Regions from separate parts of the Homo sapiens genome. Here region 2 is linked to region 1. A link is an interaction called in ENCODE POLR2A ChIA-PET data of the cell type or tissue named here. Cell type or tissue: GM12878. All regions are shown on one strand. Links, peaks and the distances in the headings refer to the core of each region. The heading gives the core; the rest is flanking DNA.

The links. Peaks named below come from ENCODE experiments on the same cell type or tissue, not always from the same donor. Only the 100,000 strongest peaks of a DNase experiment are listed, where the experiment ranks them.
Region 2: POLR2A ChIA-PET joins it to region 1 with 9 read pairs; 8 of 35 experiments call an interaction of 5 or more read pairs at or near these places.

The regions. Positions count from the first base shown.
Region 1 is chr6:89,383,361-89,387,360 of GRCh38, forward strand. It overlaps RRAGD (Ras related GTP binding D), which reads right to left. Exons shown (of 7, transcript NM_021244.5): 2 at 3,935-4,000. Among named protein-coding and RNA genes, the nearest start is that of RRAGD, 27 kb to the right of the region's middle. RefSeq lists an enhancer at 1,935-2,014. In GM12878, for the core only: no CTCF peak of the experiment used is centred there; a DNase peak (open chromatin) is centred at 1,987; H3K4me3 peaks cover 389 bases; H3K27ac peaks cover 372 bases.
Region 2 is chr6:89,083,192-89,090,513 of GRCh38, forward strand. It overlaps PNRC1 (proline rich nuclear receptor coactivator 1), which reads left to right. Exons shown (of 2, transcript NM_006813.3): 2 at 562-1,969. The coding sequence ends at 1,005. Among named protein-coding and RNA genes, the nearest start is that of PNRC1, 6.1 kb to the left of the region's middle. RefSeq lists enhancers at 1,316-1,843, 1,844-2,370. In GM12878, for the core only: no CTCF peak of the experiment used is centred there; no DNase peak of the experiment used is centred there.

The sequences.
Region 1 (4,000 bases), core at 1-4,000:
ACTAACTGAAAAAGCAGCATGCAGCTACAAGGACTAAAAAAAAGAAAATACTTGGTTGGTTAGAACAGAGGGATTGCAGGTGATTTTTCCCATCGTTTATTACTTTCTTTGACAAATAAAAATTAAGGTAAAATACACTGCATAGTTTCTACTCTGAAATTAGATCTGGGGATTATGGGCAGGTCACAAGCACCAGCACAGGTCAAGAAGAAACTCTCTTTTGGATCCATAGCACATGTGCAATGGCTTCAGGAGATATGGTGCATTCTGTAGGCTGGGGAGCGGGGCTGGGGTGTCACCACAGATCATGGGAACCACTCTTGCTTTCATTCTTTTTTATTTTATGACATTCTGTGAGGACACATTTACTCCTGGGGGATATATTTATCCGGCAATCCTGTGACTGTAAGGAATTCATGAACAAAAAATAAAAATATGAGGAGTGAGAACAAAATAGTATTGCTTAGAAATAAAGGAAAGGGGCCAGGCGTAGTGGCTCATGACTGTAATCTCAGCACTTTGGGAGGCCGAGGCGGGTGGATCACGAGGTCAAGAGATCGAGACCATCCTGGCCAACATTGTGAAATCCTGTCTCTACTAAAAATATAAAACTTAGCTGGGTGTGGTGGCTACTCAGGAGGCTGAGGGAGGAGAATCACTTGAACCCAGTTGGCGGGGATTGCAGTGAGCCAAGATCGCACCACTGCACTCCAGCCTGGTGACAGAGTGAGACTCCATCTAAAAAAAAAAAAAAAGAAAGAAAGGAAAGGACACTCAAGTGCTGTGGAGACACTTCCCTAAAGTTTTGATTTTCCTGTCAGTGCTTCTAATCACATCCCATAAAGGTTCCTGCAAACATGATTTTTACATTCTGCTTCCAACAGAAAAGTATATTAGGTTTTGAAACTGCTTATTTAATTATTCCTTATTTTAAATAAATTACAGCATTCAACAATGCTTTTCCTACTGTTTATTTTTATGTGTGGTTTTTTTCTCTTTTCGAGATAAGGTCTTGCTCTGTCACCCAGGTTAGAGTGCAATGGCACAATCATAGCTTACTGCAGCCTCAAACTCCTGGGCCTAAGTGGTCCTCCAGCCTTGGCCTCCCAAAGTGTTTGGATTATAGACATGAGCCACTGTGCCCAGCCTTCTCTTTTTAAAAAGTATAACTTTAGGCCAGGCGTGGTGGCTCACGCCTGTAATCCCAGCACTTTGGGAGGCTGAGATGGATGGATCATGAGGTCAAGAGATCGAGACCATCCTGGCTAACATGGTGAAACCCCATCTCTACTAAAAATCAAAAAATTAGCCGGGTGTGGTGGCGGGCGCCTGCAGTCCCAGCTACTCGGGAGGCTGAGGCAGGAAAATGGCGTGAACCCAGGAGGTGGACTTGCAGTGAGCCAAGATGGCGCCACTGGACTCCAGCTTAGGCGACAGAGCAAGACTCCGTCTCAAAAAAAAAAAAAAAAAAAGTATACCTTTAAAAAATGAACTTCTCAAACATTCCTATATCTTTCTCTGCCCCACAAAAAACACCCAAGAGAAGAGCCAAGGATAGTAGCATGCATCTGTAGTCCCAGCTACCTGGGAGGTTGAAACAGTAGGATCACTTGAGCCCAGGACTTTGAGGCTGTAGCGGGTTATAATCACACTTGTGAATAGCCACTGCACTCCAGCCTGGGCAACATAGTGAGACCTCGTCTGAGGAAGAAAAAAAACTTCAAGAAACAAAATTAAAATAAAAAACACATTTACCAACCTAAATTGAAGGTCTGCCTTCAATTTAAAAATAGGCAGATGTACCTATTTTCGCCACATTATAACCATATTAGAAACACCTAAAAATAGATTACACTGTAAATTTGAATTCCCATAAATGCAAATTGCTATGTAAGCACAACGTGGTATTTAAGTAAGTACTTACTAATCCATTGTCTTGAAATGATGAGTCATCTGGTTGGAAATCTACTCACCCATGGGTAGGACTACTACAGCTACCCAGTTCAACAACTACAGAAACAGCTGCTGCGTGACTTAGGGAGAAAAATGGAGCTTAGAAGAGAGAGATGAGCATGACATCCCTGGAGCCTCCCCTTCCCTACAGCAGTGTGCACACACCCCATCCACTCCCCTTGAGCACTAAGCTCCCTAATTTATGGTGCTGGCAGACCTGAGACAGTAAAGCAGGGGATACTGCCAAGACCACAGATGGGCCAGAAAACAGGTCAGTACAAGTGGGACAGTCAGGAAAGCAGCTGCTGACAGCAGGCCCTGGACGTGGTGCAGGTAACACGTGTTTCTGGGTAGGCCCATGGGAAGAGAGTAAACTGCTGATCACAGATCAGGCATTGGATTTGAAGTCTCCCTCCTCCACACCCCTACCAAAAAGGAAAGGAAGAACCCTTCTAACCATTGGCCATGCTCCCACAGCCATACACGTACACAAATGCAGCCACTTGGAACTGAGAGGCTTAGTTGAAAATTTTGTTATTATTATTAAACAGGCACCTAGATCCTGAATGAACTTACGATCCTCTCAGGCATGGGGAGTCTACTCAGAGGATGGTTCTCGAGCATGGGCTCAGAATGATATTATCGGGAATAGTCTTTGTAACACTTCAGCCCTAACAGCTCTGGTGCTCCTAGAAGGGCCAGGTGTGCTTAGCGGGGCGATGCACACCCGCAGCTGGCCAACCTGTCTCACTGTGGGTCCACAGTTCCAGGGAAAGGGCACAACCTGAACCTCAGAGTTGGTTCAGCGCATGCTGAGAAGGGCTGATGCCATTTATTTCCCCCCAGCTGCAAAAGGGAGCCCTTGGGGAGCCTTCAGGCTGGGCCATATGTCATGGGCATTTTCTAAGAGCCCCAGACATGGATAGTTTGGAAAGCACCAATGCCCCTATCCTGCTGCACATCCCCTTCCTAAAATGTATCTGCCTGACACACTTGTGGTCCTACTGTCTCCCTTTGCCTCCCCTTTACACCAACTACAGCAGAAAAGCCTCAGGATGTAAAAAACCCAGGGTGCCAAGGAGCCAATGTGGAATGCTAGAAAAGAACCTGATACAGGGAATGACTCGCGACTGGGAATGGGGCTCTTCAAAGCATAGGAAACAGGTTCCCAATTCTTTGCGTCCAACAAAGTGAAAGGAGAACCTACTCTGGAAGCCTGTTGTTAAACTACTAAAAATAATTTTTCATGATAGAAAACTTGGTAATTTAGGGGATATAACTTGGAAGGAATCTGAATAGCAGTATGAATGCTAGAATAAAACTCACCTCATATCCACCTACTTACTTATGTGAATAAAGTTTCTCAGTGCTTATAACTATATAAACAGAAAACAAAAATGGAACTGATGCCAAATATTGTCTTATTCAAGCATGGATATATGAAGTGGAAAAAATATCAAATATCCATCTTCTAAAGAGGGATATTTATCTCAAATTTTACTTTTTATATGTAATAATCATCTATAAAATACATAATTATATTATCTTAAGCAATAATTATAATAATTTATTTCAGAAGAAAAATTTTCACACCTAGAACTTTATCTTCATAGGAAATAATAAACAGTTTAAAATGTAAATTTATACACATGTTTTTGTTGCAGAGAACCTGTGATCTTTTGTAGATGTTGACTAGCGGTACCATAGTGGGGATGACATATTTGGCCTAAATGGGCCCCTCCATCAGTGAGGTTTCCTAGGTCTATGATTTGCTGAAGTGTCAATTGTTCCCTAATGCTCAATGGGTTGATTGTTGGTCACGGCTGGAGCCTTTTAACTTTGGCAAAGTCTGAGAGCCCTGACCAAGAAACACTTGTTTGGTAGAAAGGCCTATTCCAGAGTTTAAAAACCAAACCAAAAACATGGGGTGGGGTGGAGGGGACCGGCCAGGCCATCATACCCCTGAGACTCTGAGCTTTACCTGTGAGTCAATGACAAATATCAGTGCTCCTGTTCCCCGGAAGATCATCTCATAGTCAAATGTAGG
Region 2 (7,322 bases), core at 1,823-5,822, 300 kb before region 1:
CTATGTTGCCCAGGCTGGTCTCGAACTCCTTGAGCTTGAGCGATCTGCTTGCCTTGACCTCCCAAAGTGCTGGGATTACAGGCGTGAGCCACCATGCCCAATTAAAGTTTTTGTAATTTTCAGCTTTTATTTTAGATCAAGGAGGTACTTGTGCAGGTTTGCTACATGGGTATATTTCGTGATGCTGAGGTTTGGAGTATGAATGATCCCATTCCAGGTAGTGAGCATAGTACCCAGTAGGTCCCCATCTCTCTCTCAACCCCCCTTCTAGTAGTGCCTAGTGTCTGTTGTTGTTCCCCACTATATCCATGTTGTACCCAGTGTTTAGCTCCCAAATTCACTTGTAAGTGAGAACTTGCGATATTTGGTTTTCTGTTTCTGCATTAATTCGTCTAGGGTAATGGCCCCCAGCTACATACGTGTTGTCACAAAGAACATAATTTTGTTCTTTTCTATGGCTGTGGGCAAACTTAAACACAACAAAACTAGATATGTGATATGAGGTTCATAACTGATTTTTATCTAGAAACTATATTTACTTTTGTGTTCTTGTCTTTGTAGGTTTTAAAATCAAAGATGGGAAAATCGGAGAAAATTGCCCTTCCCCATGGCCAGCTTGTTCATGGTATACACTTGTATGAGCAACCAAAGATAAACAGACAGAAAAGCAAATATAACTTGCCACTAACCAAGATCACCTCTGCAAAAAGAAATGAAAACAACTTTTGGCAGGATTCTGTTTCATCTGACAGAATTCAGAAGCAGGAAAAAAAGCCTTTTAAAAATACCGAGAACATTAAAAATTCGCATTTGAAGAAATCAGCATTTCTAACTGAAGTGAGCCAAAAGGAAAATTATGCTGGGGCAAAGTTTAGTGATCCACCTTCTCCTAGTGTTCTTCCAAAGCCTCCTAGTCACTGGATGGGAAGCACTGTTGAAAATTCCAACCAAAACAGGGAGCTGATGGCAGTACACTTAAAAACGCTCCTCAAAGTTCAAACTTAGATTTCAGATTTCAGTATGTGTGTAAAACATAATTTTTCCCATATCCCTGGACTCTTGAGAAAATTGGTACAGAAATGGAAATTTGCCTTGTTGCAACATACAATTGCAAAAGATGAGTTTAAAAAATTACATACAAACAGCTTGTATTATATTTTATATTTTGTAAATACTGTATACCATGTATTATGTGTATATTGTTCATACTTGAGAGGTATATTATAGTTTTGTTATGAAAGTATGTATTTTGCCCTGCCCACATTGCAGGTGTTTTGTATATATACAATGGATAAATTTTAAGTGTGTGCTAAGGCACATGGAAGACCGATTTTATTTGCACAAGGTACTGAGATTTTTTTCAAGAAACAGCTGTCAAATCTCAAGGTGAAGATCTAAATGTGAACAGTTTACTAATGCACTACTGAAGTTTAAATCTGTGGCACAATCAATGTAAGCATGGGGTTTGTTTCTCTAAATTGATTTGTAATCTGAAATTACTGAACAACTCCTATTCCCATTTTTGCTAAACTCAATTTCTGGTTTTGGTATATATCCATTCCAGCTTAATGCCTCTAATTTTAATGCCAACAAAATTGGTTGTAATCAAATTTTAAAATAATAATAATTTGGCCCCCCCTTTTAAAATAGTCTTGACTCTTTGTGTGTGACTGTTTCTCATGTTTGAATGTGTGACTAGGAGATGATTTTGTGTGGTTGGATTTTTTTGACTTCTACTTTACTGGCTGAGTGTGAGCCGCCATGCCTGGCCATAATCTACATTTTCTTACCAGGAGCAGCATTGAGGTTTTTGAGCATAGTACTTGACTACTCTAGAGGCTGAGACGGGAGCATCTCTTGAGCCTGAGAAGTGGAGATTGCAATTGAGCTAGGATCAGGCCACTGCACTCCAGCCTGGGTAACAGACGCTGTCTCAAAAAAAAGGCCAAGAGAAAGTAAGGGAGACAGATTTTGAGTGGGAATGTTAAGCAATCAGGTCAAGTAAAGAAGATCGAATATACAAAGGAACTTCTGTTTGATGTTTTGTGTGAGTCACCATTCCTTCCTTACAAATGCAGATACACCTTCCTCACAAATGGAAGGGAAGCTCATTTAGAAGTTTAGTTTGAAGATGCCCCCAATTTTTAGTCACCAATTTTAGCTTTTGTTAGTAATGTGTTGTAAATATTAATACTAATGACTGACTACAGTGAGTTCTGACATCTCTCCCAAATCAGTTTGTGATTCTAGAAAGGGACACATTAACAGGTTTTAACAACACATTTTTGCACATGGTTATAAAAATTCCTACACAATGTAATATAAGTCCTACCGCCTCAACCACCCTTCTTTCCTTGTCCAACATTTCTCAGCTCTTGTCATTTTGAGCAGTATGTCTGCAGTTTAATGTGTGAGGGCTTATGTGTAACGTATGTTCAGGAAATAGAAGGATAAATGGCAGAGCTGAAAGTTTAGGTGGGATGGGGAGAAAAGACAAATATAACTAAAATACAAGCTATATTCCCCACTCTACAACAACAAATGCCTGAAGAGAGAAAAAGGTAAAGTCTCTTAGGGTGAAGGGACTAATTTTGGTGAGAAAATTTTCTCTTTGGGAATCTGACACCTTAGAAAGTAACAGTGAGTTGAGCTGGGCATGGTGGCTCACGCCTGTAATCCCAGCACCTACGGAGGCTGAGGCGGATGGATCACGAGGTCAGGAGTTCAAGACTATCCTGGCCAAGATGGTAAAACCTTGTCTCTACTAAAAATAGAAAAAAATTAGTCGGGCTTGGTGGCAGGCACCTGTAATCCCAGCTACTCAGGAGGCTGAGGCAGAAAATTGCTTGAACTCGGGAGGCGGAGGTTACAGTAAGTCGAGATCGCGCCACTGCATTCCAGCCTGGGTGACAGAGCAGGACTCCATCTCAAAAAAATGAAAAAAAAAATTGAGTTGAGCCTTAAAAGATAAGTATTTGACACACAAAAAAGGAAAAAAATTGTGAGGTAAAAGTTTGAGCAGATGGTGGTGTAAAAAGATGCACAACGCTGAATCCCAGCACTTTGGGAGGCTGAGGCTGGTGGATCACCTGAGGTCAGGAGTTCGAAACCAGCCTGCCCAACATGGCGAAACCCTGTCTCTACTAAAAATACAAAAAATTAGCTGGGTGTGATGGTGGGTGCCTGTAATTCCAGCTACTTGGGAGGCTGAGGCAGGTGAATCGCTTGAACCCAGGAAGCGGAGGTTGCATTGAGCCAAGATTGTACCACTGCACTCCAGCCTGAGCGATGAGTGATACTGCATGTCAAAAAAAAAAAAAAAAAAAAAAAAAAAAAAAAATGTACAATGTCCAGTAGCTTAAGAGAAATGCAAGAAAGGAAGGGAAGTTTTTAAAAGGTATATTGGGGTAAGAACACGAAGGGCCTTCAGTGTCACGCGGAAGAGCTTCAACTTTATTTTGTAAGCATGGCAGTTCTCAAAGGTTTATGAGTAAGGGAATGGAATTCTTGCTTCAAAAAGAAAACGTAGAAATATGGAGGACAGCTTGATAAGGGAAAGCTTGAAACAGATTACTTAGGTGAGGATATTTCAGTAGCTCAAAAGAGAAAAGGGCCTAGAGGGCATTATCAGAGGTATGGGCTTATTTGGGGGAATGTTTTAGAGCTAGAATTGAGGATTGAGCATCTGAATAGAGGGTAAGGAAAAGACTTGAAATTGAGCAACTTGAAGGATAAATCTACCAATTAGGGGATTGCAGGGGGATCAGAATTATAAAGGAAGGTCATTTTGATTTGGCATGTTGAACTTTGGGGTGCCTCTAGGACATCCATGTGGAAAGGCACAGCAAGTAGATAGAAAATAGGTCAGATCCAGAGGTATGGCTTTGGTAAATAGTGCACAAAGCAGTAATTACAACAGGGAAATGAGAGTGGAATATTTTATCTCTATCCTTTTCTTTTTGTCTCATAAGATTTAATGCTTTTAGGCCAGGCACGGTGGCTCATGCCTGTAATCCCAGCACTTTGGGAGGCCTAGGGGGGCAGATCACTTGAGTCCAGGAGTTCGAGACCAGCCTGGGTGACATAGGGAACCCCGTCTTTACTAAAAATGCAAAAATTAGCCGGGTGTGGTGGCACATGCCTGTGTTCCGAGCTACTTGGGAGGCCGAGGCAGGAGGACCGCTTGAGCCCGGGAGGCAGAGGTTGCAGTGAGCCGAGATAATGCCACTGCACTCCAGCCTGGGCAACGGAGTGAGACTCCCTGTCTAAAAATAATAATAATAATAATGCTTTACCAGTAGTCTTGACCTCATCCTCTCTGCCTCCTATGGACTGTCAACTTCACTGTGATAGTAGTTGAATTATAATTTCCTCATGAAACTTATATAGAGGTTGTTTTTTTTTCCGTACCTGTAAAAGTCTGTGTTAGCAGACAGTTCTAATTTAAATTCTGAATTCTGATAGCAGGGGCCCAGTTGGTGCAAAGGAGGAATAAAGTTTCCTTCCCTTTTCTACAATTTGAAATTGGGTGAAACTGATCTTTTGTAACTCTTTATCTCTTCTTGCAGCTCTCTCATCTCCTAATAACCCTCCTCATCTTATTGCTGGATAAACTATCCTTTGTTTTCGTGGGTGGAAGGCAATTTATATGCAATCAATATCTGCTTCAGGTTGAAGGAATCAAGTATATGTATCCTTGGGTATGAAAGGCTGATAGTCCCATCATACTCCTATATTTAAATTTTTGAAGGACATTGCTAAACTAAATACATTTTAAAATCACAGAATTGCCTTGCTGAGTCTGATCCCTGAGCTAACTCCTCCAAGTTGTTTTCTCATTGTTGTACTTCTTTCCTTCTGAATCTAGAAATCTCCCGGAAACTGTTGCATAAGTTTTCAAATGGGGAAAGAAAGTATGCCTGTGTTGTGAGATGAGATGGTGTAGGAGACAGAATTGTGTAAACACAAATAATGTAATTCAGGAACTACTTGTTTTGTTAACTTGAATTATAAAAATACCAAATTCAATAACAATTTAAGATGTATAAAAGGTGTTGCATTTAGTGAGGGTCCACTGTTGAGATTTTAGAATTCATTTTCTAGAGCAGGGTTTATAATAATGTGGGCTTAGTGTAGAACTGGCTACACAAATTTTAAATTCCCTCATTAAAGGAATAGCTTATCATAGATTATGTGGCATTAATCATAGTTTCTGAATTTAGTAATGGTAAAAAGGGACAAAGTGGGACAATTGATAGAAGCAACCTACAAAATTTATGAAAGTCAGATACACATTTATCAAAGGAGGCTACATGTTCTATTCAAGCTGCATTTAATTAGAAGAGGTCAGATAATCTTGAACATTTAACAATACTTTAAAAGACAAAATGACATTAAACAATGATAAAAATACCTCATTTCTCTAGTTATTCACACAATATTTTTATGAATGTGGAAGAAAAGATTCAGGAAAGTTAAGTAATTTTTCTTAGTCTAATACAATTAGCATTCAGAAAAATATGTGTTATGTCTGGTTGTAAAGACACTAGATGATAATCACACTCCTCCAAAGCTGGTTATATATACATGGCTGCTCCTACTAAATTATTACAGATAGTTCTCTTATTCCAAGATTAGAGTTTGTTAATCTGACATTGTCAAATGCAAATTACAAATGTGTTCTTGGCATCTTGGCATTTTAGGATCTTGGGCAAGGGATGGCAAGTAGAAATGTTTTCTTTTTTTGGAGACAGAGTCTCACTCTGTCATCCAAGCTGGAGTGCAGTGGTGCAATCTTGGCTCACTGCAACCTCCACCTCCTGGGTTCAAGTGATTCTGCCTCAGCTTCCCAAGTAGCTGGGACTACAGGTGCACGCCGCCCTGTTTGGCTAACTTTGATAGTTTTAGTAAACACAGGGTTTCGCCATGTTGGCCAGGCTGGTCTCGAACTCCTGGCCTCAAGTGATCTGCCTGTCTCAGCCTCCCAAGGTGCTGGGATTACAGGCATAAGCCACCCCACTGGGCCTTTTCTATTTGAGACAGGGTTTTGCTCTGTCATGCAGGTTGGAGTGCAATGAGTGGTGCGATCACAGTTCATTGCAACCTCTGCCTCCTGGTTTCAAGTGATGTTCCCACCTCAGCCTCCTGAGTAGTTGGGACTACAGGGACGTGGACATGTGGTTTCACTGTGTTGTCCAGGCTGGTCTCAAACTCCTGAGCTCAAGTGATCCACTGGCCTCGGCCTCGCAAAGTGTTGGTATTACAGGAGTGAGCCACCAAGCCCAGCCGAAAACGTTTTCCCTTTTTGTTTTCAGGGTTTTTAAGTGATTTCTTCCTTTTTGTAGCCATTTTGATGATTTTTGGTTATTTCCAATTGCAAATGTTTGATTTAAATTGAACTCACAATTGCCTACTAACAGTAAGATTTTTAAATACAAGATCTTTATTATTTCACTTTACTTGACAACATGGAATCAGAGGGCTTTTTGGTCCCATCAAACCTTTGGATAAGTTACAATTTGAGGGGATTTTCTAACTATAAAACAAGGGCTTTCAACAATCCCTTCCAAAGTTGAGCAAAATTAACCTTACTCTTCAAATGACTAGGCATTTAATGCTCTCAAATTTTAGAAAGGATTACTATCAAAGACTGGAAATGTCCCTTTTCTACCAGACTTTCAAGGCTCTTAGAGTCACTGTTCATTCAGTCCAGTCTCCTTAACCATCCAGGTCTATTTCTTAAGTTCCTGTAATCATGTGATGCCTGAGACCAGATCCTGAATTTCAAAAATAAGAAAACAGAATTGTTTATGAAAGGTATTCAACCAAGGTTTTCTGGCTGTACTTTAGCTAATTAGAATACCTCATGTATGAATATTCCAGGTTTTTTTTGAAATACTTTGTTAAATTCAAAATACTTGGGGGATAGATGGAAATATATGTGGCAAAGCAGGTGTAATTAACTGCTAACTGTAGAATCTAGGTAGTGGGTATATGGATGTTCCACTTTAAAATTCAGCTACATTTAACATTTTTTTATACTGAAGATTTTTATAATAAAGTGTTAAAGAAAATAGAGTTAGGGAAAATTAAGGCTGCTTTACTGGTTCACTCCAACATTATATATAATTTGAATATTTGCTTTTTTTTTTTTTTTTTTACTAATAATTCTAAAAGCTCACTTATATGTAGCATACAGCACAAATAAGCTGATCTTATGAGGTTGTAAACTTTGAACCTTCTGAATGTTTTCCTCTGCATTTTCAAGTAGGTTGGCTAGTTGGTTATAACATCTAAAAAAACAGAACTCTAGTTAATGACAG